Linked DNA regions of Homo sapiens: regions 2, 3, 4, 5, 6 and 7 are each linked to region 1. Evidence: chromatin contacts called from ENCODE Hi-C or POLR2A ChIA-PET data. All regions are on one chromosome and are shown on one strand. The core of a region is the stretch at or near the end of the contact, and the rest is flanking DNA. Distances in the headings are between cores, read along the strand shown.

What was found. A loop is a pair of places that touch in the nucleus more often than their neighbours do. ChIA-PET counts read pairs that join two places held with the same protein, here RNA polymerase II (POLR2A). Pooled maps may share reads with other maps.
Region 2: a map of tibial artery shows a loop between it and region 1 (6-fold over the local background). The contact joins the promoter of ARF1 here to the promoter of NUP133-DT in region 1. A Hi-C loop is called at or near these places in 1 of 168 maps with a recorded cell type or tissue (tibial artery), 2 of 37 single-sample maps with no recorded cell type and 10 of 50 pooled maps.
Region 3: a map of B cell shows a loop between it and region 1 (6-fold over the local background). The contact joins the promoter of MRPL55 here to the promoter of NUP133-DT in region 1. A Hi-C loop is called at or near these places in 4 of 168 maps with a recorded cell type or tissue (B cell, CD4-positive, alpha-beta memory T cell, ascending aorta and 1 more), 1 of 37 single-sample maps with no recorded cell type and 14 of 50 pooled maps.
Region 4: a loop to region 1 is called in a map of CD4-positive, alpha-beta T cell, with 5 times the contacts of the local background. The contact joins the promoter of GUK1 here to the promoter of NUP133-DT in region 1. A Hi-C loop is called at or near these places in 1 of 168 maps with a recorded cell type or tissue (CD4-positive, alpha-beta T cell), 1 of 37 single-sample maps with no recorded cell type and 7 of 50 pooled maps. POLR2A ChIA-PET finds 5 or more read pairs at or near these places in 3 of 52 experiments (GM12878, K562 and Panc1).
Region 5: a map of vagina shows a loop between it and region 1 (13-fold over the local background). The contact joins the promoter of IBA57-DT here to the promoter of NUP133-DT in region 1. A Hi-C loop is called at or near these places in 1 of 168 maps with a recorded cell type or tissue (vagina) and 12 of 50 pooled maps. POLR2A ChIA-PET finds 5 or more read pairs at or near these places in 3 of 52 experiments (GM12878, Panc1 and activated B cell).
Region 6: a map of ascending aorta shows a loop between it and region 1 (7-fold over the local background). The contact joins the promoter of TRIM11 here to the promoter of NUP133-DT in region 1. A Hi-C loop is called at or near these places in 2 of 168 maps with a recorded cell type or tissue (ascending aorta and naive thymus-derived CD4-positive, alpha-beta T cell) and 10 of 50 pooled maps. POLR2A ChIA-PET finds 5 or more read pairs at or near these places in 3 of 52 experiments (A549, CD4-positive, alpha-beta memory T cell and MCF 10A).
Region 7: a loop to region 1 is called in a map of naive thymus-derived CD4-positive, alpha-beta T cell, with 7 times the contacts of the local background. The contact joins the promoter of H2BC26 here to the promoter of NUP133-DT in region 1. A Hi-C loop is called at or near these places in 2 of 168 maps with a recorded cell type or tissue (both naive thymus-derived CD4-positive, alpha-beta T cell), 2 of 37 single-sample maps with no recorded cell type and 9 of 50 pooled maps. POLR2A ChIA-PET finds 5 or more read pairs at or near these places in 4 of 52 experiments (CD4-positive, alpha-beta memory T cell, activated CD4-positive, alpha-beta T cell, activated CD4-positive, alpha-beta memory T cell and 1 more).

Annotation. Positions count from the first base shown.
Region 1 is chr1:229,506,254-229,510,397 of GRCh38, reverse strand. It overlaps NUP133-DT (NUP133 divergent transcript), which reads right to left and starts at 1,968. Exons shown (of 3, transcript NR_110630.1): 1 at 1,719-1,968; 2 at 158-274. It overlaps NUP133 (nucleoporin 133), which reads left to right and starts at 2,057. Exons shown (of 26, transcript NM_018230.3): 1 at 2,057-2,330. The coding sequence starts at 2,149. RefSeq lists silencers at 902-1,196, 2,137-2,366 and an enhancer at 1,967-2,086.
Region 2 is chr1:228,080,274-228,084,417 of GRCh38, reverse strand. ARF1 (ARF GTPase 1) reads right to left here and starts at 1,710. Exons shown (of 5, transcript NM_001658.4): 1 at 1,653-1,710. RefSeq lists silencers at 1,324-1,423, 1,454-2,273, 2,284-2,413.
Region 3 is chr1:228,107,909-228,112,052 of GRCh38, reverse strand. MRPL55 (mitochondrial ribosomal protein L55) reads left to right here and starts at 2,754. Exons shown (of 5, transcript NM_181463.3): 1 at 2,754-2,904; 2 at 3,032-3,098; 3 at 3,735-3,818. The coding sequence starts at 3,793. RefSeq lists a silencer at 2,309-2,398 and enhancers at 2,669-2,838, 3,107-3,820, 3,821-4,144.
Region 4 is chr1:228,138,193-228,142,336 of GRCh38, reverse strand. It overlaps GUK1 (guanylate kinase 1), which reads right to left and starts at 2,058. Exons shown (of 8, transcript NM_001159390.2): 1 at 1,974-2,058. The coding sequence starts at 2,034. RefSeq lists a silencer at 1,472-2,031 and enhancers at 2,042-2,271, 2,382-2,431.
Region 5 is chr1:228,163,413-228,167,556 of GRCh38, reverse strand. It overlaps IBA57-DT (IBA57 divergent transcript), which reads left to right and starts at 2,045. Exons shown (of 2, transcript NR_103540.1): 1 at 2,045-2,083; 2 at 3,065-3,471. IBA57 (iron-sulfur cluster assembly factor IBA57) reads right to left here and starts at 1,753. Exons shown (of 3, transcript NM_001010867.4): 1 at 1,400-1,753. The coding sequence starts at 1,740. LOC124904534 (a long non-coding RNA gene) reads right to left here. Exons shown (of 2, transcript XR_007066913.1): 1 at 4,104-4,144; 2 at 2,375-3,407. RefSeq lists a silencer at 1,122-2,161 and an enhancer at 1,266-2,168.
Region 6 is chr1:228,404,748-228,408,891 of GRCh38, reverse strand. It overlaps TRIM11 (tripartite motif containing 11), which reads left to right and starts at 2,057. Exons shown (of 6, transcript NM_145214.3): 1 at 2,057-2,738. The coding sequence starts at 2,331. It overlaps TRIM17 (tripartite motif containing 17), which reads left to right. Exons shown (of 7, transcript NM_016102.4): 7 at 141-957. The coding sequence ends at 691. RefSeq lists enhancers at 495-1,154, 1,346-1,395 and silencers at 1,746-1,815, 1,956-2,045, 2,106-2,345.
Region 7 is chr1:228,455,209-228,459,352 of GRCh38, reverse strand. It overlaps H2BC26 (H2B clustered histone 26), which reads right to left and starts at 1,250. Exons shown (of 1, transcript NM_175055.3): 1 at 795-1,250. The coding sequence starts at 1,223. The coding sequence ends at 843. H2AC25 (H2A clustered histone 25) reads left to right here and starts at 1,480. Exons shown (of 1, transcript NM_033445.3): 1 at 1,480-1,989. The coding sequence starts at 1,536. The coding sequence ends at 1,928. RefSeq lists enhancers at 54-103, 185-770, 771-1,357.

The DNA.
Region 1 (4,144 bases), core at 719-3,218:
GTACACATCTCAGCTTGTAGCTGGATATTTGTGTTCATTTTTTCAGTGTCTGTCTTTCTCATTGGTCTGTAATCTCCATGAGGGTAGGACCCATGGGCTTTGTTTAGTTATAAGCCTTAGCAATTATCACATAGCCTGGCACATGGTAGGTACTCACTAAATCCATAACGAATGGATGACTTTTAGTGCTGTCTGCTTACTATCCTTCAATAGCCATACATTTGGACTCCAGGCAAGTTCTTGCTCAAAGGTGGCTGACAAGTCATTCTAGCTCCTGCAAACAACAGCTTTTACATTAGGATGCTGGGGAAACCACTAACCAGTCCAACAAAGCACAAGAATAAAATTGATCCCACCAATCCTCTCAGACACAACTATTAATACTCTCTATTGCCTATTTCACACCCCTCCTTGTAAGAATGAAACAGGGAGGAAATGCACTGGGCTCTCAGAGCTATAAGACTCAACAAGCTGCCAAGTTGGGTTAGACACCCAGGTGGGAGAAGGAGTAAAGCAGCTAGCCTATGTAACCTTGGCAAGATGACTGCTCAGATGCCACTGGTGCATAGATAGATGACTGGCTTCCCAGGGGAATGTCAACAACTGACACCCACACTGTGGTCTCCCACATGTGAATACGTCAATGTTTACTTAACCATTCCCTTATTTCAACACACGTTGAATGAAAGTCTACTATGTGTCTGTTACTGTGTGCCACAAAGGTAACAAAGTCACTGCTCTTGCTGTCAAGACATTTAAAAGGAAGTACTTGACAGACAATTATGAAAACAAACTATTATGCAGGATAAAAATACAGTCTACACACAGGAGCAGAGAGGACAAAGGATAAGGGGGACCTAATCCTGTGGAAGGTTTCACTGAGAAGGCAGCACAGAACTAACTTGATGCGGAAGGTAGGCGCCTTCTGGACCAACAAGGCAGGGAGTGCATTCCAGGTGAGAGAAACATGGACATGGGCACTGGAGGGAGATTTGGGTTTTTAAGTTCTCGGAATGTGGAGTGCAAGTGGGAAGTGCTGGAAGTACAACACGGACGGAAAAGCCAACCTGACTTAGATCACATAGGACCTTGCAAAGGAGCTTAGCAAATAACCTACTGGCAATGGTCAGCCACTGAAGCATTTACAGGCCCAAGAGCAGCATTACGTTTGCCTTAATTCATTGTGTTGGCAGTGAGAAGATAGAGTGGAGGAAGACTAGACACAGGTAAGGAACCCTCTCCCCATCTCCCCTACTCCCTCCCGCTGGCAGAAGAGGCTACGCAGTGGTTGAGGGAAAGGTAAGTACCAGAACCAGGGCAGAGGCAGTGCAAATGTGTGATCTAGTACAGACACGTAGGACCTTACAACGTATACCATGATCTTAGGGTGGAGGTAGGTGTGAGGGATGACTGCAGATAGAGCTCTTCTCTTTGCCTTGGACAACTGGCCAGTTTTACCAAGCTGGAACAGAGATGGTGGTAGGAGAGGGGTCCTAAAGGAAAACATGAATGCGCTTTTCATAAGTGGATTGTGAGGAGTTCGCAGGACTTCCAGCTGAAATTGTCCCCTAGGGAGCTGAATGATAGGGGTCTGGGGGTTTTGAGCTGGATCCAGGTTAGAGACACGGATTTGTGGCGTCATCAGCGTGGATGAGACTGCGCAAAGTTGAATGGGAAAATGGCAAACCTAGAAAACAACAAATATCACAGTGCGATACCAGTGTCAGCTTTACGGCTTTTCTCCGTCCTCAGCTTGGAATGAGGAACATCTTTCATTTCACAAGAGGTTCAGGAACTACCAGTGTGAAAAGAGGCTACGTTCAAGCTGCTGGAGGGCCAGTTCCACCTAGGCGCAGTCAAGAAGGGCGCCTGGCTTTCCGGCTTCACGTCCCTGGAAGCTCGGCACTGCAGCGGTTCTAGATCTGGGGCCGCCGGCTGCCTTCCCGACCTACCTCGCTGACTGGGCACCGCCCTTAACGTCACGATCCCGCCCCCGCCAGCGCTCCGACCACAACCCGCGGGAGCCATTGCGTTTGACGTCATCATCGCGCGCCATCTCTTCCCTTAGGTGTTTAAGTTCCGCGCGCAGGCCAGGCTGCAACCTGACGGCCAGATCCCTCGCTGTCCTAGTCGCTGCTCCTTGGAGTCATGTTCCCAGCCGCCCCTTCTCCGCGGACCCCGGGTACCGGGTCCCGAAGGGGCCCGCTGGCCGGACTCGGGCCCGGCTCCACGCCCCGGACGGCTAGCAGGAAGGGTCTGCCCCTGGGGTCTGCAGTCAGCTCCCCAGTGCTCTTCTCGCCGGTCGGCCGGCGTAGCTCGCTAAGCTCGCGGTAAGTGATCTCCCTGGTTGGGTCTGGCAACCAACAGCCTCACGGGCCGCAGTGGGCCGGATAGGTTGTTGTCTTTAGAAGCCTTTGGAACCGGGGCGGCGGAATAGAATGCCACAGTATTGGAAAATAGACCTTTTCCACTGCTGCAGGTAGTATCTGCTTCGTTTTGATTATCAGTTGATCAGTTGATTCCCCACTTTGCATTTTTCATGGATACCTTTGTGCAGAAGTGAAGTACAAACTGGATTTGCATCAGTGTTTACCTACTTCCCACCTACTACCCGTGTGATCTGGTGTAAGTCACTCGTGATTTTCTTCATCTGTGAAATGGCGATAATATATCTCACCTGAGCCAGAGGAGTTATTATGAATTGCCACGATGCAGATGTAAGGTGATGGTGATAATGAGGACCTACAACCCTGAAAGATCATTGTTTAATGCCTAACATACCAACTGACATTAATATCTGATGATTGGTAATTAAAGGGTTTCTAGCTACGGAATTTAACTTTCTAGGTAAATTATAAGGAAAAGGCTTTACATAAGTGAGCTAAGAGTACTGTGATAGTTTAGTTACTAAAACTGCTCGTTTGGAGCACCAGTAAAATCATCACACACACACACCCCTCCCCACCCCCAACACACACCATGTTCATAATTAACCTAAAACTTTAGTGTTTCTGCATAGTTTTCTCTGAATTCATCTATAAAAAATGAATTTTTCCCTGCAGGAAACACAAAGTATTGTGTCTTGAAATTATGGTTAAAATTTATCTGTAAAATTTTTCAGTACTTTAAAGGAGAAGTGGTTTTGAAAGAATACACTGTATCTTTGACTTTTTTTGGCATATTTTGAAAAGTTCTTTTCAAAGTGCTGATCTTGTCAGTGTTTTCTATTCCTTTTGCGAAAAGTTGGAGAATAAAAGCATACTTTATTTACTGTGTGTTGTTTTATTTAAATCTCTTCTTGTGATCATTTGAAGAAAAACCTTTGTTATCCTCTGTCAGGAAACAAAGCCCTTAGCCCTTCTGTATGTGCATCTTCTCATTTAATTCTCGTGATAAGACATAGACTACCTTTTATTCTGGTGACTTTACAATATTCTAAATGTTAAGAGGGTGAGCAAGAAATAAAGTTTTTACTGTGATATCTGCTGTTGAGGACCATGTAACAGCTGATGCTCGTAACCTGTTCGATTTCTTGCTTGGTTGTACAGATCTGATAGTTTTTTTTTTTTTTTTTTTAAAGAGACAGGGTCTCACTCTCTGTCGCCCAGGCTACAGGCTGGTGCCACAATGCCCGGCTAATTTAAAATTTTTTTTGTAGAGACAAGGTCTTGCCACGTTCCCCAGGCTGGTCTTGAACTCCTGGTCTCAAGCAGTCTTCCCGCTTCGGCCTCCCAAAGTGCTGAGATTATAGACATGAGCCACTGCTCCGGCCAGGTCTGGTGGACTCTTAAGCACCTAAAGCTAGATGAGCTTAAATCTCATCTAAGCCAATATTTATAAAATGTATTTGACCACAACATATGGTAAAAGCTGATGTTTTATATTCTGTCTTTCAAAAATGTTGAGATCTGCAAAATGACCCGCTGTTTGAAAAAAAAAAAAAAAAAACACTGGTCTAGTTAAGCCTTATTTCACAGCTAAGGAGGCAGAATTATAAGGAGTTTAAGTGAATACAGGCATGCATTTCAATACTAGAGTCTATGGGATTGAAGCCAAGTTTTCCTAAATCCTGTTTTGTTTTTTTTTTACATGAAAAATATTACATTTAATTACATGGTAAATATGAGCCAGTGTTAATTTTTTT
Region 2 (4,144 bases), core at 461-2,960, 1.4 Mb after region 1:
GCTGCAGTGATTTGGATTTATTTTCAACAAGATACGCCTGAAGACAAGTGACAGCTATTCTCCAGTCTACCAACATGTGAAAACATGGACAACACACTCTAACAATGTGTCCAATGAGATGTGTGACTAACATTTACACTACTCAATTCTTCTCAATTTTGGACCCAGCTAATAGTACGGCATTTCAGGACCTTATGGTTCTGGCTACCTAGGCAGTGCTGGTGAAAATTCAAATTAAATGAGGACACCATCCATGCGGTCACACGTGTTAGACAATGGCTAACGCAACAGCAGAGGGCCACAGGGGCCGCACACAACTGCACCGCGGCATCTCACACTCCTCCCAACACACTGCGGAAAACGCCAGAACCACCAGCCTTGCAACAGCCGGCAAAGAAAACTGCTGACCACTAGTTCTGAAACAAGAACTACAACTGCCCACTCCAACAGGGGCAGTGGCACCAACTCTACAGCTCTCAACTAGGCGGCGACTTCGGGGACCATCCAAAGCCTCCGACCTCCCTTCTTTTCCTGCCCGCGATTCCGAGTGCATTTCTGCTCAATTCCTGCAAAGCAGCAACTGGCTGCCTGGACTGAAAGGGAGTGCCAGGAGGTGCCGTCGGAATGGTTATTTAACACTCTAGGTGCGCACGGCTGTCCAGCCCCAATCTCACACGCCGTAACCACCCAGGCTGTGCTCCGAGAGAGCGCTGGGGCCGGCCTCTGCGGCCTAGAGTCTGCGAGCAGGTCGTTCCGCAGGCAGGTTAAAGATTCAGGTAGGTTAAAGATTCACCAGCTCAGAAGAGGCCTTCTTATCTACTGCCGACAACGTCAAGGAAACCACCCTGGAGTTAAAGCGAAGATCGACCGGCCCTCTGGAGGCCACCGGTGCCCTGAGTGCTGACCCCAAATTGCGTCTCACTGGTGTGAAGGGAGGCACTCTGGGCTCCCCCGGAGGTCCACGCATTCCGTTCAGCAGACAGGGAAGGGCACGGGGTTCCTGTCCACCTGCCCGCCCGCTCTCACCACCCCTGACCCGGTACCGTCTTCACAGCAAACACGAACTGGATGGAGTCGGGAGGCGAAGATGCAAGCCCCCACCACCTACATGACCTTGACGGCGTCTCAGGCCGCCCGAGCCTCAGTTTCCCGGTCCCCGAGGCGGGGGTCCGCCCGGATGCCGCTCGCTCGCCTGTACTCGGGTGGGGGAGGCCCCACGACCCCCACCGGCCCCCGCGGCCGCTAATCCCAACCGTCCACGCGCGGGCGGCCTCGGGAAACGAGAAAGGCAGAGGCGAGGGAAGCAGGAAGCCCAGGTTTCCTGGAGAAGAGCCCGGCGTCCAAGCGGACTTCCGGGCGACGGGCGGGGGCAGGGACAGGCAGAGGAGGACAAGCGGCCGCGAGCGACTTCGGGAACCTGTGAGGGGTGCGAGGAGCTCACCGACCCGCCCGTCCGCCCAGCCCCGACTCCGGCCGGGCCCCAGCCTCAGCCCGGCCCGTCTGCGTCCGCCCCCGGCCCGGCCCTGTCGCCGCCGCCGCCGCGGGGGTCGACGTGCCCTTCGCGAACCTCAAGTCGCCCCGAGGCCAGTCCCCAGCCCCCGCCGGCTCCAACGTCTCTGCGGCCCACACCGGCCCGCGCCCCTCGCCCTCACCTCAGAGGCTGCTGCTCCGAGCCAGGCGTTGGTTTTGCTCCCACAAGATGGCGGCTCTGACGGCGGCCACGTCAGCGCCTCCGGGCGCGGGGCACGCCGGGTAAGGGGCGGAGACGCCGGGAACTCCGCCCACCGTGCGCCCGCGACGCAGGCGCGCTGGCTCCGGTAGGGCTGCAGGGGGCGGGGCCGGGGACACCCTGCCCCGGGCCGCGGTCTTAGCTCGCGCGCACCCTAGGGGCGCGCACCCGTCTGCGCCTGCGCCTGTGAGTCTTCCGCGAAGACAGCCTGTGGCTCACTCCCGCCCGTTTGGCGTATTTGGAGACTGAGGCCCGGGGGGCTCCTGCAGCAACTGGAGCTGCGGGGCTGGTTGCCACCTTCCTCCTCCCACACCCGGCAGTCACCGGGAGGCCTCGGGGACTGCGTGAGGACGGGGGTGCGAGGCGCCCCTCGCCGGGGTTGGGGTTCCTGGCTCCCAGGCTGCGCGGGTCCACGTGCCCCGGCCCTGTGGAAACCTGTGGCACTCGCGGGGCCACGGCGGAAGGTCCGAAGGCGGGAGGCTTGCTGTGTCCCCGCACTGGCCTCGGCGCCCCGGCGGCCGCAGTGACGCGCGGGCTCATACCTGGGCCCGGAGCAGACGCCGGGGAGCTGGCCGCAGATGAAGCAAAGGAGGAGGTGGCCTGGGGACCCCGGGGTGAGGCGGGGGCCGTGGGGGTGGGGCCCAGGGTTGGGGACGGCCGCCCAGAAGGGAGGTCACAGTGGTCTCTAATGAGCTGGCCTTTAAGCTGAGATCCAGTTGAGGCGGAGGAGATCCCGCTCTCAGGCACCTGAACAGAGGACCGTTGCAGTCCCTCTGTGTTCCGTGTGCTGGAGGCCTGGCTCTGCCCACCACCCTCAGGTCTTCTTGCCTCTTCCCTTGTGCTGCTGTGAGGGGTTGGGCTTGTGGGAAAGTGTCCCTGCAGCACAGTGCCCTGGGTATTGTGGAGGTCGGGAATCAACCTGATTTGTGCAGGCCGAGGCCCGGGGGCAGGGCCTGAGGGGTGGGATCACTGGGCCTGGCCCAGGCCTCCTGCGCCCCTTTGCTGCCCCCATCACCTACGTTGCTTGCCCCTTGGGCAGGGCGTCCTCACTGCCTCTGGAGGCTGCGATGGGCAGATCTCTCCCCCAGGGCTGCACCTGCGGGGGCTACGAAGGTCCCCAAAAGCGGTGACCCTCCTGCCCCCAAATTTAGTCCCTTTTTCTGCCTGGGGCTCCCTTCCGAAATCTCACCTCTGTGAAGCTGTGGCAGGGTTGTCTGTTTAGGGGAAGGACGTCTCCCACCCTACAGGCATCTCAGATACTCTTGGAAAGCCCCAGGGAGGGTTGTGGATGCCTGTGGAACCTTCTGGTTGTGCTGCCTCTCCCTGCTCAGCCAGAGCGGGGCCATGTGCGGACATTTCACGGGGGTTACATGTGGTTATGGCCTCTTTAGGGCTGAAGGGACCTGGCTTTGGTTCTCTGCTGGCAGAGCGTGGCCAGGGGTGGCTCCAGGGTCACTGAGCGGGGATTGTGTGGGAACCAGAGCCTGCCTCCCCTTCCTTTAAAATACTTTTTATTTATTTATTTATTTTTGAGATGGAGTCTTGCTCTGTCGCCCATACTGGAGTGCAGTGACACAATCTTGGCTCACTGCAATCTCCGCCTCCCGGGTTCAAGCAATTCTCCTGCCTCAGCCTCCCAAGTAGCTGGGATTACAGGCGCCTGCCCCTATGCCCAGCTAATTTTTGTATTTTTAGTGGAGACAGGGTTTCACCATGTTGGCCATGGCTGGTCTCGAACTCCTGACCTCAGGTGATCCACCCGCCTCGGCCTCCCAAGGTGCTGGGATTACAAGTGTGAGCCACCGTGCCTGGCCCCTTTAAAATATATATTTTTTAATGTGAAAAAATGCAGACAGGAAAGAGTGTATGTCAGATACATGCACAGTTTAAAAAGTAATAAAATGGATTCCTGTATAGCCAGCCCTAGGGTTAAGAAATGTACCTTCCCCAGCCTGGGCAACATAATCTCTACAAAAATTTTACAAAGATAGCCAGGTGTGGTGGCACACACCTGTAGTCCCAGCTACTTGGGAGGCTGAGGTGGGAGGATCGCTTGGGCCCAGAAGTTCAAGGTTACAGTGACCTAGTAGGACTGTGCCACTGCACTCCAGCCTGGGTGACAGAGTGAGACCCTGTCTGAAAATAATAATAATAAAAAGTCCCTTCCTGCTGATTCTGTGCTCCTGGTTTGGGCTCCCCACCACCACCGGGGCAAAGATGATGTCTTCAGGCCAAACAGGCGCAGGGGAGCCCAGGTAGTCACACCCAGATTTCTGCCCCTGGAAGGAGACCCACTAGGGAGTTAAGAAGTGTCAGGCAGTGAGTTCCTGGGGTAATTGAGGCCCAGGTGCTCCCCCAACGCTGCCTAGGGAGTAGGGATCCCTTTCTCTCTCCTCTGAGGTCCCTGGGATCAGA
Region 3 (4,144 bases), core at 1,505-4,004, 1.4 Mb after region 1:
AAAAATTTTTTTTTTTTGACGGAGTCTTGCTCTGTCACCCAGGCTGGAGTGCAGTGGTGCGATCTCTGCTCACTGCAACCTCTGCCTCCCAGGTTCAAGTGATTCTCCTGCCTCAGCCTCCTGAGTAGCTGGGATTACAGGTGCGCACCACCATGCCTGGCTAATTTTTGTATATTTTTTAGTGGAGACCGGGTTTCACCATGTTGGCCAGGCTGGTCTCGAACTCCTGACCTGAAGTGATTCGCCCACCTCTGCCTCCCAAAGTGTTGGGATTACAGGTGTCAGCCACTGTGCCTGGCCTGGAACTCTTAAAATTTAACCTCAAAGACTGGTTCAGGCCATAAGAAGTGGGGGTCAGACATGCCTCATTATACCTCTCTGGCATTAACATCAACATAGACTTTAAGTCCGATAAACATTTTACAACCTATTCTCTCTGAAGCCTAATACCTGAAGGCTTCATCTGCAAATAAGAACTTTGGTCTCCACAATCATATATATATATATTTTTTTTTCTTTCCTTTTTTTTTTTTTTTAGATGGAGTCTCACTCTATTGCCTAAGCTGGAGTGCAGTGGCGCAATCTCGGCTCACTTCAACCTCCGCCTCCTGGGCTGAAGTGATTCTTCTGCCTCAGCCTCCTGAGTAACTGGGATTACAGGCACACACCACCACGCCCAGCTAATTTTTGTATTTTTAGTAGAGAGGAGGTTTCACCATGTTGGTCAGGCTGGTCTCGAACTCCTGACCTCGTGATCCGCCTGCCTTAGCCTCCCAAAGTGCTGGGATTACAGGTGTGAGCCACTGCACCCCACCCACAATCTTTTATCTTAACCCAGACATTCCTTTCTGTTAATCCCAGGTCTTCAGGTAAATTCAACCAATTGTCAAACAGAAAATTTTTCAATCTACCTATAAGCTGGAAGCCAGCACCCTTGACCCCTGCTTCGAGTTGTCCTGCCTTTCTGAACCAAACCAATGTAGGTTTTAAATGTATTTGATTGATGTCTCATGCCTCCCTAAAATGTATAAAACCAAGCTGCACCCCAACCACCTTGGGAACATGTTCTCAGGACCTCTGTCCTGAGGGCTGTGTCACAGGCCATGGTTACTCATATTTGGCTCAGAATATATCTCTTAAAATATTTTACAAAGTTTGACTCTTTTCATCAACAGCAGCAAGCCACCAGCATTCCCAGTGAGGGAAGGGTAAAGGGAACTTTTTATCAGTGAAAAGGGAACTTTTATCAGCGAAAAGGGAGCGGTTCACAGAAGCTGCTTAGAAAGAGTTCATTGGTTCCAGGGGCCCAACGCCAAAGCTCAAAGTTGTCCTCAGTTCATTGGTGGCGCTGCCATTACTGGGCAAGTGTTTATTCCGAGCATCTTAACTGAATTACTGCAGTCCTAAAGATGGTCTAAATTTTGTCAAAGTAGGAGACCCGTGAATGACACAAAAGGGTTTCTTGTGGGGTTTTTAGAAAGTCCTTGCGAATAATTCTTATCTCAGACACTAAGCCTGAGCCTCCTGTTCTTCCCAGCCCTGTTTGTCTGGGCCTGACAAAGTGATTTCACTCCTTATTTGTAACTTTCACAAAACAAAGGCCCTGGTCTCATGAACTCATTGCACAAAGTGACCCTGGTTCGCTGAGGCAGATAGGCGATGCTATCTGCCTGCCCTGGTCCAAACATCTCATCTGGAATACTGCAGGCCAGTGGAAATGCCCGGAATAAGCTCTGTTTACAAGGTAATAGCGAGCCTCTCTGGCATTTCAGAAATGCGTGACAGCTGCTTCCTTAGGGCCCTCCCCACTCCATTTTGGTTACGTTGTGACATAAATTACTCCATTTTGCTGTGAACTACAGGGTCATTTCTCAGCCCCCGCCAACCCCGCGGATCCCCCCTCAGCCCCGCTGTATCAGCCTTTCGGATCCTCCTTCAGCCTCTCAGGTCCTCCTCAGCCCGCTGCGTGCCTCTTCAGCCCCCCTTGAACTTCCGTCATCCCCACAGATCCTCCCTCAGCCTCCCTAGATTCCCACCTCAGCGCCCATGGATCCTCCCTCACTGCCCCCTGGGACCTCCCTCAGTTCTGCAGATTCCCCCCTTAGCCTCCTGGGACCTCTCTCACCCCTTCTAGATCCTCTCTCAGCCCCGCAGATCCTTCCGCAGCTCCCCCTGGATCCTCCCTCAGCCCAGCTGGTGCCCACTCAGCCCCGCGGATCCTCCTTCCCTCAGCCCCCGCCCGGGTGCTCCCGCAGTCCCCCTGGGTCCTCCCTCAGCCCAGCTGATGCCCCTTCAGCTCCGAGGATCCTCCCTCAGCCCCCCTGCGTCTTCCCTCAGCCCCCTGCGTCCTCCCTCAGGACCCCTGGGTCCTCCCTCAGCCCTCCGGGACCTCTATCAGCTCTCCTGGATCCTCCCTCAGCCCTGCGGATCCTCCCTCAGCTCCCCACCCCGGGTCCTCCCTCAGCACTCCCCCACTCCGTCCTCCCTCAGACCCGCGGGTCCCCCTCGACCTCGCCGGCCCGCCCTGGTCCTCCCGGTAGGGACGGAGGTCACCTGCTCGCCGGCCCCGCCTGGGTTCTTGTACCGCCACAGCGCCCCCGCAGGCCCCGCCCACCTAGGCTTCGTCCCGCCCCCGAGATTACATCACGCCGCGCCGGCCCCGCCCAACAGGGGCGTATATCTTCGTGTCTCACCGCCCACTCTTGCCTCTCCCTGCCATGGAACACGTCATACCGCGCGACGCAGCGCCTGCCAGTGACGTCGTGGGCTGCAGCGCAGCAGCACCCAACGCAGTGAGTACCTTGATCTCCTGCGTGGCCTCGTCCCTGGTCTTAGTTCCACCGGGCAGCGGGAGTCAGGACCGCCTGTCCTCAGACCCCTCCGCAGCGACTGTGGCGGCCGCAGGTTGGCGCCTCGTGTGGGCCGGGAACAGAGGCGGGAGGCGCTGTACCCTCCCGGTGGAGTCGGGAGGGAGGGAGGCAGGGAAGGGGACAGGGGGCTGCACCTGTGATAAGCCCTTGTCCCCATGCAGTCTAGCAGGAAAGGAGAGGGAGCTTTCCCCGAAGACCCTCCTGGACCAGCCCCAGGCTCCTGTGCTGGTGAGGCCGAGGGAGAGGGATGTGGGCATAGGACACGTAGCAGGATTTCCATTTTAGAGGCAGCCGGACCTGTCTTCAGGTCCCTTCCTTGGTGAGAGACAGGGGTACGCCAGAGGAAGCTGGGCGCTCGGCCTCTGTGCAGCCTCATCTCCTGGAATCTGAGTATTGAAAACTGGGCTTTTACTTCGCACACCTCAGCACAGACTCCCATGGGAATCCAGGTCACAGCAAAGCAGCCCTGGGCCTCCATTCTCCTTTAAGCAAGCATGACAATCCTCACTTCACTGAGTTTTTATTAAAACTAGCAATGACCTTAGAAAGCAAGGCATGACCTCAGCTCCACTTTTGAGGCTGCAGTCCATTCAGAGAGGTTTCGCAGACTCGGTAACGGCCAGAACAGACAGCCTGGGCCCTGCCGCAGGCTGACTCAGAATCTTTGGGAGTAGTGACCAACTTCTGCTTTTGGAAAAACCTCTACAGGCGGTTCTGAGAAGTCCAAGGGTTGCTGGGAGAGGTTGGTGAGTGGCGTGGTGATTACATGTGTCTTGGAAGCATCCTGGGCTGGGATTTGATAAGAAACCATTAGGTGGAAGAACCTTCCTTTTAAAAAAGATCTCTTCATTCTCTGCCTAGCAGGTTGCACGCCAGGGCCTGTACTGACCACCTCCACGTGCCACTGGGGCTGTAAGGAGGAATGGCGGCCGTGGGCAGCCTGCTTGGGTAAGCATGGACTTTTAGGTCCCTGGGGATTACTGTCAGGGGCCACCCCAGGGAACCCCTCTCTTCAGCAGGAAACCGCCATTCTAATCCTCCCTAGTCCTTGCTATTGTCCACTGTCCCCTGTGCTGGAAGCTTTGTGCCCTTGCTCAGCCTGGCAGCCTCTTCCTGGCTAGGGGGCCAGAACGCCTCTGACCACAGCCTGTGGCTCCTGAGGAAGCCCCGAGGCTCATCCTGCCCCGGCACGGGTCACCAGCTCTGGTAATGTCTCCTGTGGCCCGGCAGTGCCCAATCACAGCCAGCCTCAGTCATGTTGGCACTCTGCTGCA
Region 4 (4,144 bases), core at 809-3,308, 1.4 Mb after region 1:
ACACATGACACACCAATTGCCAAGAACTCTGGACGGGCCAACACTCCGCTCTTCCTGGGTCCCCTGAGTTCGGCTCTGCCCAAGCGTGAGGGCACAATGAGCAGACTACTGGGGGCCCTGGCCAGCCAGAGAGTGCAGAGGGCAGACAGTGAGTGGATGCGGGCCTTGCAGAAGCACAGCCACACCACCACCGCTGGAGACAGGGCGGAGGCACAGGCTGCCTGCCTGCCTGGGGAGAGACCAGTGGCAGGGCGGTCACCAAAGCCACCTTCCATGGAGCACACCCAAGGGAGAAAACTGTGGCCCAGGCCTCAAGGCTCCTGCAATCTTGCGGTGGAAACCACGGAGCCTTTGCCCTGACCAGAACACATGCGCCAAAGGTGTCTTCCTGTGGGCAGAGGGAAGCATTCCAGCAAACATTCTGTGCTCTCCACTCTCACCAACCCACAGTCGCAAACTCCAATCAGCTGCCTGGCAAGAAGCCACACAACCCACAACTGTAAGGACCTGCCAGGCACGTGGTCTCCACAGGAGCTCCGAGATGGAAGGTCTCCTGGGAGCCGCCGGCGCAGATCCATGTTCCGGAATGGTCTCTGCCAGAACGCTCCCTGGACTGGGCTCCCATGCTGCCCCAGCAGCCGCTTTCCTGGAAAGGCACTCCCTGCTGTGGCGGCATAATCTCCTCCTTCTGGCTTCCAGCCATCCTAAGGACTGAACAGAGTCACCACCTTGCCCCCGGCCCACTGTTCGAGGAGATGCTAACAGAGGGCTTGACCTTCTGAGAACCGAGAGAATTCAGCCCCCGCCTGGCCTCTCGTAAGACACAAACCACCAGACGTGGGCCTGGGCTCTGGGCTGGGCCAGGTGGATGAAGGGGAGGCTGGTGGTCCAGGCGGCTGCTCTTGGCTGCAGGGTTTCTGGGCACACATCCGGGTAGCACGCATCCTGGCCTTCAGCAACCTCGTTTTAAATGGGACCACACCAGGAGCAGCCAGGGCGCTTTCATTTTCACTTTCTTTCCCCGGGGGGGACAGGAACATTCCTTTACCTCCTGAGGAAATCGGGCTCTTCCAGAGCCACAGAGGAGTGAAGGCCCCAGCCCTTCACGATGCTGCGCGGCTATGTTTGGGTCTGTCCATCAGGGAGAAAGAAAAACCGGCCGAGTCTTGCACAGGGTCCTCGACAGCAACCCCAGGTAAAGAGCAGAGCAAGCCTGAGACAGGAAGGGGCCATGAGCCCAAAGACAGCAGAGCAGGACCCAGCCCGGGGCCTCAGGACCGACCTCTTTCATGCAAAGACGAAACCGAGGCCCACCACACGCAGGGTCAAAATCAACTTTGAGGCACCTGCTTCCCACACCAGTCCTTACTGGGGCATACTTCTAAGGCGACGCTCAAGAATGGCAGCAGGGCAGCTTCAAGAACCCCAACCCGGACTCTGGCTTTGGAGAATCCGAACCCCAAATGCCACACCCATGCGTCGGGAAGGCCTGCTGTTTCCCCAAGTCCCCGTCTCTGCGCCGTGCCGCGGAGTAGGCAGAATCCTGGGAGCCCCGGAATAGCCGGCTCCATCCGCCCAGGACCCCAAGGCTTGCAGGGTGAGGTGGGAACCGGAGCGCACACCGCGCCGGGCCAGCGGTAGGGACTCCCAGCTGCTCTCTTTGGCGGCGCGCCCAGGTGTCGGGAAGACACCGAGCGCTCCTATACGCCCGGGGAGCAGCTCGACACTGCGATAACTGCCGGCCTGCCCAGCTCCTGAGGAGCGCCCCGCCCTCCGGGACCCGGGCTCCGCTGCGTTGCCAGCCCGTCCGCCCTCCAGAGCTCCCCCGTTCTCAGGGCCCACAGTTGAATGCGGCACAGGGCGTCTCGGCTAGGAGGAGATCCGGAGGCGGCGTGGACTGGGCGACCGCAAAGCGCAGGGACCGCTGCCGCCTCGACCCGAGTCACCCTCGCGATCGCGCTTGTCGTACTCACCGTCCGGTGGGGCCCGGCCCAGGGCGGCCGCAGCCAGCCCGGCCAGCGGGCGCCGCAGCATCCGGGGCCACCTCTTCCGCCCACTGAACCTACGTGACAGCGCCGCACCGGCCCACCTCCGCCCGCGCGCGAGACTGACGTCATGAGGCGACTGCCCCGCCCATGTCTCACTCGTTCTTCCCCGCCCCTTAGGGAAGTACTTACCTCAGTGCCTCGCTAGCCCCGCCTCCACCTGCGCTGGCCTGTCGCGACCGCAGGGGCGTTCAGCACAGCGCCCTCCCAGCCCGTCTTCTCCCGCTGCGTCACAGCGCCACGCCGGCCCGCCTCCACACAGCGCGAACTAACATCACGACCCGCCGGCCCCGCCCACGGCGTACTTGTCCCGCTTGTCACTCAGAGAAGTACCTCAGTGCAGCGCGGGCCCGGCTTTCATCTGCTACGTCACAGCGCTGCCTCAGCCCGCCTCCTCCCGCTTATGTCACAGCGCCGTTTCCGTCCTCCATCTACACTGCAGGGACCTAACTAACGAACGACTCCGCTAGCCCGTTCCAAACCGGCCACTCTCCAAAAACCATTAATTGGGGAATGTGGCCGGGCGCGTGGTTCACGTCTGTGATCCCAGCTCTTTGGGAGTCCGAGCCGGGAGGACCGCTTGAGGCCAGGAATTGGAGACCAGCCTGGGGATCATAGGGAAACCCCTTCTGTACCAAAAAATTTAAAAACTTTTTTGTGCCTGTAGTCCTTGCTACTCGGGAGGCTGACGTGGGACGGTCGCTTGAGCCTGGGCAGTCGAGGCTGCAGTGAGCGGTGTTCGTGTCACTGCACTCCAGTCTGTGTGACAGAGCGAGACCCTATTTCTTTCTTTTTTTATTTTTTGAGACGGAGTTTCGCTCTTGTCACCCAGGCTGGAGTTCAGTGACGCCATCTCTGCTCACTGCAACCTGGGCCTCCTAGGTTCAAGCGATTCTCCTGCCTCAGCCTCCCGAGTAGCTGGGATTACAGGCGCCCGCCACCACGCCCAGCTAATTTTTGTATTTTTAGTAGAGACAGGGTTTCACCATGTTGGCCAGGCTGGTCTTGAACTCCTAACCTCAGGTAATCCACCAACCTTGGCCTCCCAAAGTGCTGGGATTACAGGCGTGAGCCACTGCACCTGGCCACGGGACTCTATTTCTAAAAATTATTTTAAATTTTTAAAAAAGATTTATTGAAGGCTGGGTGCAGTGGCTCACACCTGTAATGCCAGCACTTTGGGAGTCCGAGGCAGGCAGATCACCTGAGGCCAGGAGTTTGGGACTAGCCTGGCCAAAATGGTGAAACTCTGTCTCTACTAAAAATACAAAATCAGCTGGGTGTGGTCGTGGGCCCCTGTAATTCCAGCTACTGGGGTGGCTGAGGCAGGAGGATCACTTGAACCTGGGAGGTGGAGGTTGCAGTGAGCCGAGATCAAGCCACGGCACTCCAGCCTAGACGACAGAATGAGACTCCGTCTCAAAAAAAAAAAAAAAAAGTATTGAATGTGAACTGCAGGAGAGCAAGAAAAAAAGTAAAACTTTAAAAAATACAACTTCAAAAAAATGTGTTGGGGCTGGGCACCATGGCTCATGCCTGCAGTCCCAGCACTTTTGGAGGCCAAGGCGGATGGATCACTTGCCCCGGAGTTGGAGACCAGCCTGGGCAACATGGCAAAGCCTTGTCTCTATTTTTTTTAAATACTAATAATAAAACAGTTTGTTGGACAAGGGATTGTAACCTGGAATACATGTGCTATGTCATACCATAGGTGCTGCATTGGGGGAGGTGGGCAAGGAGAAGCTTTTTAGGCAAAAAAAGGGGAAGTTCACTGTCAGAGGCAAAATTATGTCATATGTATTCATAGGTCTCGCTGGCTTTTATTCGTGATTCATGAATTGAGGCAGCCTTCATTCTACAAAATAGAATAAAAGCCCCTGCCTGAATTAGCCAGGTGTGGTGGCGGGCACCTGTAGTCCCAGCTACGCAGGAGGCTGAGGCAGGAGAATGGCGTGGACCCGGGAGGTGGAGCTTGCAGTGAGCTGAGATGCGCCACTGCACTCCAGCTTGGGCGACAGAGCGCGACCATCTCAAAAAAAAAAAAAAAAAAAAAAAAAGCCCCTGCCTGGGCGATAGCAGAACCATGGGTTTTGTAAGGT
Region 5 (4,144 bases), core at 796-3,295, 1.3 Mb after region 1:
GGTGAAACCCTGTCTCTACTAAAAATACAAAAATTAGCCGGGCATGGTGGCAGGCACCTGTAGTCCCAGCTATTTGGGAGGCTGAGGCGGGAGAATCTCTTGAACCCTGGAGGCAGAGGTTGCAATGAGCCAAGATTGTGCCATTGCACTCCAGCCTGGGCAACAAGAGCAAAACTCCGTCTCAAAAAAAAAAAAAAAAAAGAAGCCCCAGACCACCTGGAATCCAACGGGTGGGGTTCCCAGAGAATTTTATTATAAACACCGGCAATGGGCTGGGTCTGACCTCAGGGCCGTATTTCACCAACTCTGGTTCTAGATTTAAAGAGCCCACTAAGTGCCCAGAGATGTGATATGGAAAAAGCCCAAACTAAGACACATCAGCATGACATTTCACGACATCAAGAATAAAGAAAAGCTTCTGAGAAAAACACAGTTCACATACAAATAAGAACGGCACCAGACTTCTCAGAAAAGCTGGCAGCGAGAAAACAAAGTTGTGATGTGAACATTGTCGGTGACAATTTCCAAGCTAGATTTTTACACCCAGCCAGGATATCAGGTAAAGCCACTAGCAGAGACACAATGAGTCCAAAAATTCACCCCACGTAGCTCAGGAAGTCATTAAAAAGGTGTCCATCCCCTGAAACCAAAACACAGGAGTAAGCTGAAGAGAACAAGAACCGGGTCCGCCATAGCAGGGACAGCAGGCAGGCGGCCGCGAACCAGATCCACTCCACCGGGCGGAGGTTTCAGGGATCCAGGTCCCTGGAAGCTGGGCAAGGGAAACCCAAGGCTGTAAGCAGTCAAGGCCCTGACCCGGCATGAACATCACTGACAGTCGTGATGTCAGCACAGATGACTGAGCCAAATGCCAATGTGACCAGCTATGGGGAGACACAGGGAAACACAAGGTAAACAGAACTCGGGAGTGTCACCACAAGCTGTCACTCAGAAACACAGCTCTGCCACCAGGCGGGGCCCCTGAACCCCTTGTCCCTGCGGAGGGAGAAGGGTCACCAGATGGCCCACTTGGGAGGTGCCCACCTAGAGACGCCTCTGCTCTGATATGGTGGGCTGGCCCCCAGGCCTCCCCTGGATGAGTCGCTGACCCATCCCTGGGTGTTGAGCCAAGCCCTCCTCTGGGTGCCCTCCCCCGGGTGCTGGGCCCTGGGTGAGCTTCCCCTGGGTGTCCATCCCAAGTGGAATCTCCTGGGTGCCTGACCCTGAGTGCCAGTCGCTGGCCCACCCACCCTTGAGCTTCCACCCCATCCCGGCCCTCCCCGGGTGCCCACCCCCCACGCCCTCTGCAGGCCCCGGGCGCCCGCCCTGTCCCTGGGTGCCGGTCCCTGGCCACTCCCCTGGGTGCCCGCCCCCGAGCGCCCTCCCAGCACGCGCTCACCCGTACAAGATGACGTCATAGAGCGTCCGGCCCTGCACGTTCAGGAAGTGGGCGTAGCCCGCGCGCGCAGCAGGCGGGGCCCCCGCGGCCGCAGGACTCGGAAGCGGCAGTTCATTGGTCAGCAGCCCTAGCAGGAAGGGCGCCGCGTCGGGGCCACGCACGCGCAGCAGGGTGCGCCCGTCCAGCCGGAAGCAGGCCCAGGCCGCTCCGGCCGTTGGGTCGCCACCAGGACTGCAGGAGCTGTGGGCCAGGCGGCACCTTGGGGCCGCGCGCAGCCGCCAGCGCCAGACCGGGCCGCCGCGCCCCGGAGTGGCGCCTCGAAGCAGCGCCGCGGTCGCCATCTTGGACAAGAGTGGGGCAGCGGGAAGGGCCCAAGGAAGCGGGAGGGGCGGGTGCCACAGCGGCCCCTGGCGGTGGCCGCCGGAGGGAGGCGGGAAGGGGCGGGCGCAGAGTGCGTGCGTGAGGGGTGAACGGAACGTGCGTGCCTGAGGGGCGGAGCAGCGCCGGTTGAGGCCGACTGAGAGTGCGTGCGTGAGGAGCAGGGCCTCCCGAGCTGGAAGGGGCGGGCGGGGCGAGCGTGCCTGCTGGGTGGGTGGGGCATGCGTGTGGGGCGGAGCATCGTGCGCGGGGTGTGTTTCGGGGCGGGGACTCGGCCTATCCGTCAGCACGCAGGCTCCACCCTCGGTAGGTAACGAGGTTTCTGCCGGCCTCTTAAGCGCCATCCCATGTCCCATTCGGTGGCCTTCCTCGTTTTCACCCACCCATGTCGGGCACCGTCACTCATCTCGAGAACCTCTTCATCCTCCCAACCTGAAACTCCCTGTTAAACACCCACTCCCGAGGCCCTGGAGCTCCCATTGTACCTTCTGGCTCCATGAGCGTGCCTCCTCTAGGGACCTCACAGGAGCAGAATCCTACGGGATTTGTCGTTTGCGACGGCTTATTTCACTCAGCATAGTATTCTCAAAGTCCATCCACGGTCTAGCATGTATCAGCATTTTATTTTTATTTTTATTTTTATTTTTATTTTTTGTAAAGACAGGGTCTTGGTTATGTTGCCCAGGCTGGCCTCAAGCTCCAGAGCTCAGGCAGTCCTCCCTCCTCAGCCTCTTGAGTAGCTGGAACTACAGGCGCTAGCCACCACACCAGCTAATTTTTGTATTTTTTTTGTAGAAATGGTCTCCCCATGTTGTCCAGGCTGGTCTCAAACTCCTAGGCTCAAGCGATTCACCGGCTTTGGCCTCCCAAAGTGCTGGGATTACAGGCGTGAGCTACCGCACCCGGCCGCTTCCTCTTTCCTACCAGTTCGCCAGCGTCCACGTGTGGCTGTTGTGTCATTTTTTTCATTTGCTGGACCATTGGGACTTCAGCTGCAGGTGGCAGGAGGCTCCATCCCCAAGTGTCTCCACGGATAAGGACAGGCACCATCCAGCCCACAACCCCTCCGCACCCCTAATCAGTGTGACATGATGAGACACAATCACAGCTTCAAATCACATCCTTGGTAACTTCTGCTTTTTTCAGGCCAGGGTCACCCCCATCATGTGTCTATAGTCCTCTTCAGTGCAGGATTCCAAGCTCCCCTGGAGCCCAGCCTGTCCTCCCACAGGACGTCCTTCCAGACCACAGGACGTCCTTCCAATAACTCTCGTCCTCTCTTCACAGCTGAACTCACAGAGGACAATTTAGGCAGGAACCACACACTGCTATGACATATCCACCCCACCGTGCTTTCTCGAGGAGTGATGTCCCATACCCCCTGCTGAGCAGCCCTGTACAGTGGCCACTTTCCCTGGTAGTAGGTGACACATCTACAAGGTGGCCCCAGCAGCCTTCAGCCCTAGAGTCTGACTGCCCTGGTCCAAGCCATCCCTGCCTTGCTGGCCTCCTGGGGCCCATGCACCCTGTTGACATTCCCCTCTCCACTGCCCTCCACTCAAAGCACCAAAGAAGACTTACTCAATGTGTCCTTATGGTGCAGAGTCCCAGCAAGCAGAGGTCTTTGTATCTGTTGAATAAAAAAATTCCTCATGATGCGTAGTAACATCAGTGAGGAAGACTGCACCAAGGCGCATCATGTGGTGTGGGGCCCTGCCTGGCGGCCTTGGGGGAGATGGAGCTCAACCCCAACACAGCAGGGCAGAGGGTGGAGAAGCCGAGGAGCAGCGTGGGGTCTGTGGGTGGGAATGACTAAGGAGACATCAGGGCTGAGGGGTCTGGCTAAACCCACCTCACAGGGTCCTTGCTCTAGGCAGGCAGGGTGATCAGACGTCACCAGGTGATGGTGGAGGATGAGGGACCTGGTTGGATGTCATCGAGGGTGAGATATCCAGGGTGTGGGGTTCTGGCTAAACTGACTCAGTAGGGCTCTTACTAAAACTGGATTTTCCAAGCAAGTGCACAGATGGGCCTAGGAGAAAGTTCCAGATCCCAGCCGGAGTTTGGCCAAGCAGAAAGTCTCTGCCATAGCTCCCTGCCGTGTCCTGAGGGCCTGGGCCAGCAGCCGGCATGCCTTAGGGGCTCAGGTGACATTGGGCAGTCAGCGAATTCCCGCAGGCCCTGGATGTGGCCATGGAGGCCCTGCCGTTAGCCCACTCTCTTCACTGCAGCTTCCTCATCCCTGGAGCTCCCGCTTGCCCTTCTGGACCCTCCTCACAGCATCCCCACCTGCCCCAAGCCCTGTGAGGCCCCGGACCCTGCCTACCCAACCAGGCGAGGCTCCGGGCATGGTGAGGAGCCTGGAGC
Region 6 (4,144 bases), core at 808-3,307, 1.1 Mb after region 1:
CCCAGATTCACAGCAGGGGAGGCCTCTGCGGAGTTAGGGGACCATTGGCCACATCCACCACTAGGGCCCGGGGACTCCCACCTTTGACCCTGAATGCCCCACACCTCTCCCCATCTCTCCACCACCACGCCCATCTACAGAGGATGTGGTGCCTGATGCCACCTCCGCGTACCCCTACCTCCTCCTGTATGAGAGCCGCCAGAGGCGCTACCTCGGCTCTTCGCCGGAGGGCAGTGGGTTCTGCAGCAAGGACCGATTTGTGGCTTACCCCTGTGCTGTGGGCCAGACGGCCTTCTCCTCTGGGAGGCACTACTGGGAGGTGGGCATGAACATCACCGGGGACGCGTTGTGGGCCCTGGGTGTGTGCAGGGACAACGTGAGCCGGAAAGACAGGGTCCCCAAGTGCCCCGAAAACGGCTTCTGGGTGGTGCAGCTGTCCAAGGGGACCAAGTACTTATCCACCTTCTCTGCCCTAACCCCGGTCATGCTGATGGAGCCTCCCAGCCACATGGGCATCTTCCTGGACTTCGAAGCCGGGGAAGTGTCCTTCTACAGTGTAAGCGATGGGTCCCACCTGCACACCTACTCCCAGGCCACCTTCCCAGGCCCCCTGCAGCCTTTCTTCTGCCTGGGGGCTCCGAAGTCTGGTCAGATGGTCATCTCCACAGTGACCATGTGGGTGAAAGGATAGACACAGACCGGGGGACTCGGGCACTGCTCCTGGCTCTGCAGAAGGTGTGGGCCTTCTGCTTACTGCAGGCCACCTGCCAGGGTTCTCTGGCATCACGCTGGCAGCCATTAGACACACAGGGGGGTTTCTCAAATTCTAAATATAATTGTGATTAGAACTGTCAAACATTAAGAGGGTATACTGACAGATGCTTCCTAGAGGAAACTTTTGAAAGCCCCTGCGTTCTGAGTGGACCGATTTCTAAATCCATACCTACACACCAGGAACAGCGTGGTCACGTTTTTTTTAGCCATGCCCCCACCCCCACTTTGGAATGACAGGAATCTGTGGCTCCCAGCCCCCCCAGGGGTTTAGGTTACTCTGTCAAAGAAGTAGAAATATCCTATGGTGGGGAGGAGCGGGGGTGGTTGCTGTGTCAGGGATGGTCCCAGGCTGCCCATAGAAATGTCCTATGCATCCTATTGGGTCCTTCGATGGGGGAAAATGGGAAAGGCTGAACCCGTAAAAAGCCTCAGAGCTGCCCACCCCCATCCCGTTCGATCCCCAAAGTTGCACGAGCAGGGGCAAAATCCCAAAGAGATTAGGATTTATGTAGGGGCCTCTTTTCCACAGCGCCCTTACCTTTTCCAAGGAACCCCCCACCCACCCCTGCAGGGTCAAGCACTTTAACAGCCTGTGTCAGTCACTAGCAAGGCAGAATTCCAGAGTAAGCGTACTCCTACCTCGACAAAGCCGGAGTGTCTGCGCGAGGGGCTGCCTGGAACAGCATGCCCCTTTGGAGTGGTTCCCGCAGAAAGAATGTGGGCCTCCTGGAGAGCTGGTCCTGGAGGGATGCCCCCGTCCCATCCCCCAACTCCAATCATTCTGACCTTGGCCTGCCAAGGCTGTGAGGGCCGGGCCTTCCGAGGATACCCGCCCTGGGAAGCACGGGCTGAGGGGGTGAGGACGCACTAGGGGTATGGCGAAGGGCTCCAATGCCCCAGGCTGCGGACTCCCTTAGTCCTTGCAGTTGCTTCCGTGTGCCCCGCCCTGAGTCCCCATCCCTCCTTGCCCTGCCCCCTGCTCCATCCCTCCCCTGCGCCCCGCCCCCTGTCCCCATCCCTCCCCTGCGCCCCGCCCCCTGTCCCCATCCCTCCCCTGCGCCTGAGTCCTCCCCAGGGCAGGGGTAAAAGACCTGGCCACAAGAACCGGAGCGGTGGTGACGCCAGGTCAGCAAGTGAAAGCTCTCCAATTCCGTCCCGCCCGCGGGCCGCGTGACTGGCAGCGGCCAATCGGAGGCAAAAGCGGGTTGTTCCAAAAAAAAAAAAAAAAAAAAAAAAAAAAAAAAAAAAACACACAAAACCCACCCAGTCGCTTCCTGCTTCCGCCTCGGCTCCTCTTCCTGCCGGCATCCGGGATCCCTACGTCCCGCGTCCCCCGAGCGCTCGGAGCCTACGCGCCCAGCGCTACCGAAACCCAGAGTCCTGCGCCCTGGAGTCCCCGCGCCCCGGAGCCCGAGCACCCGGGAGTCCCGAGCCTCGCGCCCCGGAGTGCCCGAGCCTGCGCCGCCGCACCCGGATACCCCGCGTCCCCGCGAGCTGCCGAGGCCGCCCGCCGCCGCCCCGCGGACAGTACCGCCTTCCTCCCCTCTGTCCGCGCCATGGCCGCCCCCGACCTGTCCACCAACCTCCAGGAGGAGGCCACCTGCGCCATCTGCCTCGACTACTTCACGGATCCGGTGATGACCGACTGCGGCCACAACTTCTGCCGCGAGTGCATCCGGCGCTGCTGGGGCCAGCCCGAGGGCCCGTACGCGTGCCCCGAGTGCCGCGAGCTGTCCCCGCAGAGGAACCTGCGGCCCAACCGCCCGCTTGCTAAGATGGCCGAGATGGCGCGGCGCCTGCACCCGCCGTCGCCGGTCCCGCAGGGCGTGTGCCCCGCGCACCGCGAGCCACTGGCCGCCTTCTGTGGCGACGAGCTGCGCCTCCTGTGTGCGGCCTGCGAGCGCTCTGGGGAGCACTGGGCGCACCGCGTGCGGCCGCTGCAGGACGCGGCCGAAGACCTCAAGGTGCTCCTGGGCGGGGGTGGCGTGCAGGGGCGTCGGGGAGCCGGGGACTGGGGAGGCCTGGGCGGGTGGGAGGTTTGGGGGACTGCTCCGGGAGTAATCTGTCTCTGTCTAGGGCGGGGAGCTCAGGATGCAGCCTGCTGTGGGCCTGTGAGGGGGGTGTCGCGCAGGGTGGCTGTGGGGGCTCATGACACAGCCTGTTTCAACCAGGCCCCTTGAGGCTGGGACCATGGCCGCCAATGAGACCCTGCTCTCGGGGGTGAGGGGCGTACCTCTCATAGATAGAGGCTAAGAGAGGAAGGTGGAAGGTGGAAGGTGGTGGAGTGGGGGCAAGGAAAATGTGGCCATACCCTGGCCAGCAAGGAGCTGGAATCAGAGGAAAGTGGGAGAACCTCAGAGGTGGCCGATCCTAGATGGACTCCCTGCAGGGACTGTGTTAGCAGGTCAGTACTTAAGTCCTGGGAAAGCCCCAGACTGGGCAGGATGAGGGGGACACAGTCGTTTCCTCTCTAACCTCCCCTCCAGGGCTGCCCTGCATTTCTGGGTGGGGTACTGGGAGCCATCTCTGCCATCTGAGATGCCAGGGCTCAGCCTGCCTTTTCTCCCCTTGTCTTGCTGCTTAAAACCCAAATAAAACCCGAGCTGAAGGGCCTGGGGCACACGTTCCCTGGCCTGCGCTCCCTCCCGCTGTCCTCTTTCCTCGCTGACCTGCTGCAGGTGTGCTCCTGGGAGCCTACGTGTGGGGCAGATGGCAGCATCTTTGGAGCTTTCTTGATTGCACTTTGTGTGTTGCATCATGGTCACTTGTGTGTGCCAGATGAGCAGTTAAGGCAGTGTTAGAATCAGTACTGAGCTTGATCTGTCCCTATCACAGAGCAAACTTCTGGGATACTAGAATAAATCTGAATCTGTCCCCTTCTGCTTTGGATTTTAGCAGAAAGGTGGTTTAGAGCCATATCCGTGGGCTTGTTCAGACACAGATTCATTTGGGTTTTCTTTTCTTTGCCCATGCAGGAATGTCTACACCTGAAACATGTTAGCCCAGCAGAATTACCCTTGTGACACCAATTACCCCAATGGGTGCAGAGAGTGCCCAATAGCTCTATAGAGTTGACTCGATATAGTTTCATGGGATAGCACTTAACCCTTTCTTTTGCAGGTGAAGAAAAAAATTTCCCTCTACCCTGTTAGGTTCAGTGGCTCAGGGCTGCAAATTAAACTGGCACAAGACAAATTAACAGGAAAAAAAATCATACAATTTGATTAATATTTTAAGTTTCACATGCACAAGAACTTCATAGAAAAGCGTATTTCAGCAAAGGTTTGTGAATTGTGGAGAAGTGACTGGACACAGAAATGGGATTGGGCGTCTAGGACTGATAAATTGTGGGAAAGTGACTAGGAAATAG
Region 7 (4,144 bases), core at 1-2,500, 1.1 Mb after region 1:
TCTTGCGCCACGTCTGGCCTCGCCCATGGGGGGCGGGTAGGGTTGGGGAGGTTGGCACAGGGTCTTTTGGGGGGAGGTGACCCGCACTCCTCACCTGCACGGCGCACGCCAACCTCATTTGGACCCGGTCCTGAACCGGGCGCAAGCGCTCAACATCCAGGAATGCACCACTTGCTTATAAAAGACATTTGGGGCCAGGTGCGGTGGTTCACGCCTGTAATCCCAGCACTTTGGGAGGCAGAGGCGGATGGATCACCAGGTCAGAAGATCGAGACTATCCTGGCCAACATGGTGAAACCCCGTCTCTACTAAAAATACAAAAAATTAGCCAGGCGTGGTGGGGCGTGCCTGTAATCCCAGCTACTCGTAAGGCTGAGGCAGGAGAATCGCTTGAACCCAGGAGGCGGAGGTTGCAGTGAGCCCAGATTGCGCCACTGCACGCCAGCCTAGAGACAGAGCGAGACTTCTTCTAGAAAAAAAAAAAAAAAAAAAGAAAGAAAGAAAAAAAAAAGAAATCTCGTCGTGAGTTAATAGCTCTGCGCGGAGGGAGGGGATGGAGAGGGGGTCCTTGATCGCCTCCCAACATTACTGAGCTACATCACCTGAGCAGTTTCTACCCCGATTTCTGTAACGAGCAGTTTTTCTCGTTCTGTGCCGGCGCGCGCGCGCACACACACACACACACACACACACACACGGCTCAGATTCGGCCGCACCCGGCAACCGCTAGGGTGCATGGAGACACATTAGGTTACATAACCCTTCACCGTGTTCGAAACCCTTTCTTGATCGTGTGGGTGGCTCTGAAAAGAGCCTTTGGGTTCAGGACGCCGAGGAACGCCTCACTTGGAGCTGGTGTACTTGGTGACAGCCTTGGTGCCCTCGGACACGGCGTGCTTGGCCAGCTCGCCGGGCAGCAGCAGGCGAACGGCCGTCTGCACTTCGCGGGACGTGATGGTGGAGCGCTTGTTGTAGTGTGCCAGGCGGGAGGCCTCGCTGGCGATGCGCTCGAAGATGTCATTGACGAAGGAGTTCATGATGCCCATGGCCTTGGACGAGATGCCGGTGTCGGGGTGCACCTGCTTCAGCACCTTGTACACGTAGATAGAATAGCTCTCCTTGCGGCCGCGCTTGCGCTTCTTGCCGTCCTTCTTCTGTGCCTTGGTGACAGCCTTTTTAGAACCCTTCTTGGGCGCAGGAGCCGATTTGGACGGGTCTGGCATGATGGCTGAGTCTCTCCAAACAGAAACGCGCGGCGCTCGGAGTAACTCTATTTGTACGTTTTGTATTCAAATGAAGGCTCAGGATTTGCTCACTTCTGATTGGATCAAACGTTGTTCTACGTCATCGCTGGGAAAGGAATACGCAAATTAGGAGTGCCAGGTTCTTTTTCTGATTGGCTACCATAGCCATCCAATCGAACGCCGCGGTCTAGCCTACCTCTGTACCATACATAAGGGCTCGCTGGCCTTCACTGCCCTCTTGTTTTTAGTCTCGCTTTTCGGTTGCCGTTGTCTTTTTTCCTTGACTCGGAAATGTCCGGTCGTGGTAAGCAGGGTGGCAAGGCGCGCGCCAAGGCTAAGTCGCGCTCGTCGCGCGCGGGGCTGCAGTTCCCCGTGGGCCGCGTGCACCGGTTGCTCCGCAAGGGCAACTATTCGGAGCGCGTGGGCGCCGGCGCCCCGGTCTATCTGGCCGCGGTGCTCGAGTACTTGACTGCCGAGATCCTGGAGCTTGCCGGCAACGCGGCGCGCGACAACAAGAAGACGCGCATCATCCCGCGCCACCTGCAGCTGGCCATCCGCAACGACGAGGAGCTCAACAAGCTGCTGGGCCGCGTGACCATCGCGCAGGGTGGCGTCCTGCCCAACATCCAGGCCGTACTGCTGCCCAAGAAGACGGAGAGCCACCACAAGGCCAAGGGCAAGTGAGGCCGCCCGCCGCCCCCGGGGCCCCTTTGATGGACATAAAGGCTCTTTTCAGAGCCACCTACTATCTCGAGAAAAGAGCCGCACTGATCCTGCAGTTCTTTATAGGCCGGAGGCCTGATCACCCTAGGCTCATGAATGAGCGCAGTGGCCATGGGGAAGGGCGCAACGGGAACCGAGACCCTGGGGACTGATTGGGCTGCATACTTGCGAGGTGGGCAACGTGTTCTGTTAACAACAGGGAACCCTCGTCCACAGGTGGCCACCCCTTGCTCTTGAGTCCCACCCAAAACCTCTAGTAGGGTTTTAATAACGCTCACCGTAAAGGTGTCTTCATAATTACTAGTGACAAGTTCTCTTGACTCTAGCAAGGTTCCCGTGTGGTCATCAAGTACAGAATGCAATTTCTTAATGATTTATCTGATATTAAAAGTATTTATGATCTCTAAGTAGTTTGCACTTTAATTCTGAAGAGTAAGTCTATGGATTTCTATTTAAATTGCTAAGTTTTAACAATGTGAGCTCCACCAGTGTTAAGATTTAATTTATTTGGCTGGGAATTCTAAAGGTCATGAGGAAAGTTTCAGTACTTAAAAGGAACCAGATTAGTAGATGCTGAAAGGTATAAACCTTTTAAGAAGACTTAATTTGGAATAGGATAATTATTTAAAGGAATTTAGTTTGTTTAATTCGGGTTGGTCAAACATTAATCAAAGATCCCCTTAAATTGATTGCTAAAATTGGAGAACAAAATAATTTGTACACTGTTTTTGAAAAGGAAAACTAAATTTGCGAGTTAAGCAAATTTAAAATGAGTATTGTTAGAACCAGATGAATGATGATACATGTGGACTTTAGGAAAATAACGGTTTGTAACTACATTTTTCCTTATAAAATGGAGGGTTTAAGAGCGTCGGAGACCTCCAGGCAAATTAACTGAAATGGCTGTGTTAATAGCCCCTAAATCCTGGAGGAGAGAGGTTCATTGATTTAATCCACGATAATCCCTTAAAAAATGTTTGCCACAAAATCAGAGCTCAGAAAGTGTTATTCTTCTGTTGTTATCTGTACAGTTTTCATTAATCTATTTCTCAAAATATGGATAATTCCTACTTTGTTTTTATTTTTTCTTTAATCCCCAAAGTGCTAGTATTTAGTTAATTGACACCTAACAATTGCATATTATATGGGGTACATAGTGATACTTTGAATACATTTATTATCAGATCAGGGTAATTAGCAATTATTAAGTATTTATTGTAATAATAAATACAGGCCAGTAAAATTATTCAGGAATATTATATAATTTATATTTACCCTACTAAAATTGGGTCTACTCAAGTCAGGGCTTCCTGGACACCAGCTAACCACAAATCTGCATGTCTTTAGAAAATATCCCAGTGCTATGAAACTATTTGAACCAAAAATTGGTAAGCAGCTGCTCCAACAGTGTGGATCTAAACAGCACAATATTCACAGTGTGTATCACGAGTGGGCACCATTTCAGTAAAACAAAACTGCAAGGACTGGCCAGGAGAGGGTGTAGCCTTCCAGAGATCTTTTCATTATTTTTCTTGTGAAAGCCTTCATTTTCAGTTGAAATTTATCTTTATGTATTTATATCTATGTAGGTCACTCTATCTCTTCAAATACCCTTTAGTGGTATTTAAGGTTTTTGCAGGGTCTGGGGACTTAGGTGTTTCAACTATCACCATGGATTTCCAGATTTTGTAAAAGGTGCTCAAATGGGGTGAAGGGGGAGGCAGCGTGGTGGGAGGGCTACTTTGGGGTAGCACTGCATTTGTTATCTCTGAGGCTATGGTGTTTCACAGACAGTAACGAGCCACACAAGCTATTTAATTTTCAGATAATTAAAATTTAATACAAAGATGTAGTTCCTCAGTCACCCTAACCACATGTAGCCAGTGGATGCCATGTTAGCACAGATACAGAATGTTTCCAGCATCACAGAAAGTTGCACTGGACAGCTCTGGTCTAAGATCTGGTTCTTTATCGGGTTATCTGATTCAGAAATGTAGTAAATTATCCAGTGCTGCCTGCTTTGGTAAGAGAAAACTCATTAGACTCTTTTCTTATTTTTTATTTTTTTAAGACAAAGCCATGCCCTGTGTCCCAGGCTGGAGTGCAGTGGCGTGATCTCGGCTCACTGGAACTTCTGCCTACCGGGTTCAAGTGATTCTTCTGCCTCAGCCTCCCAA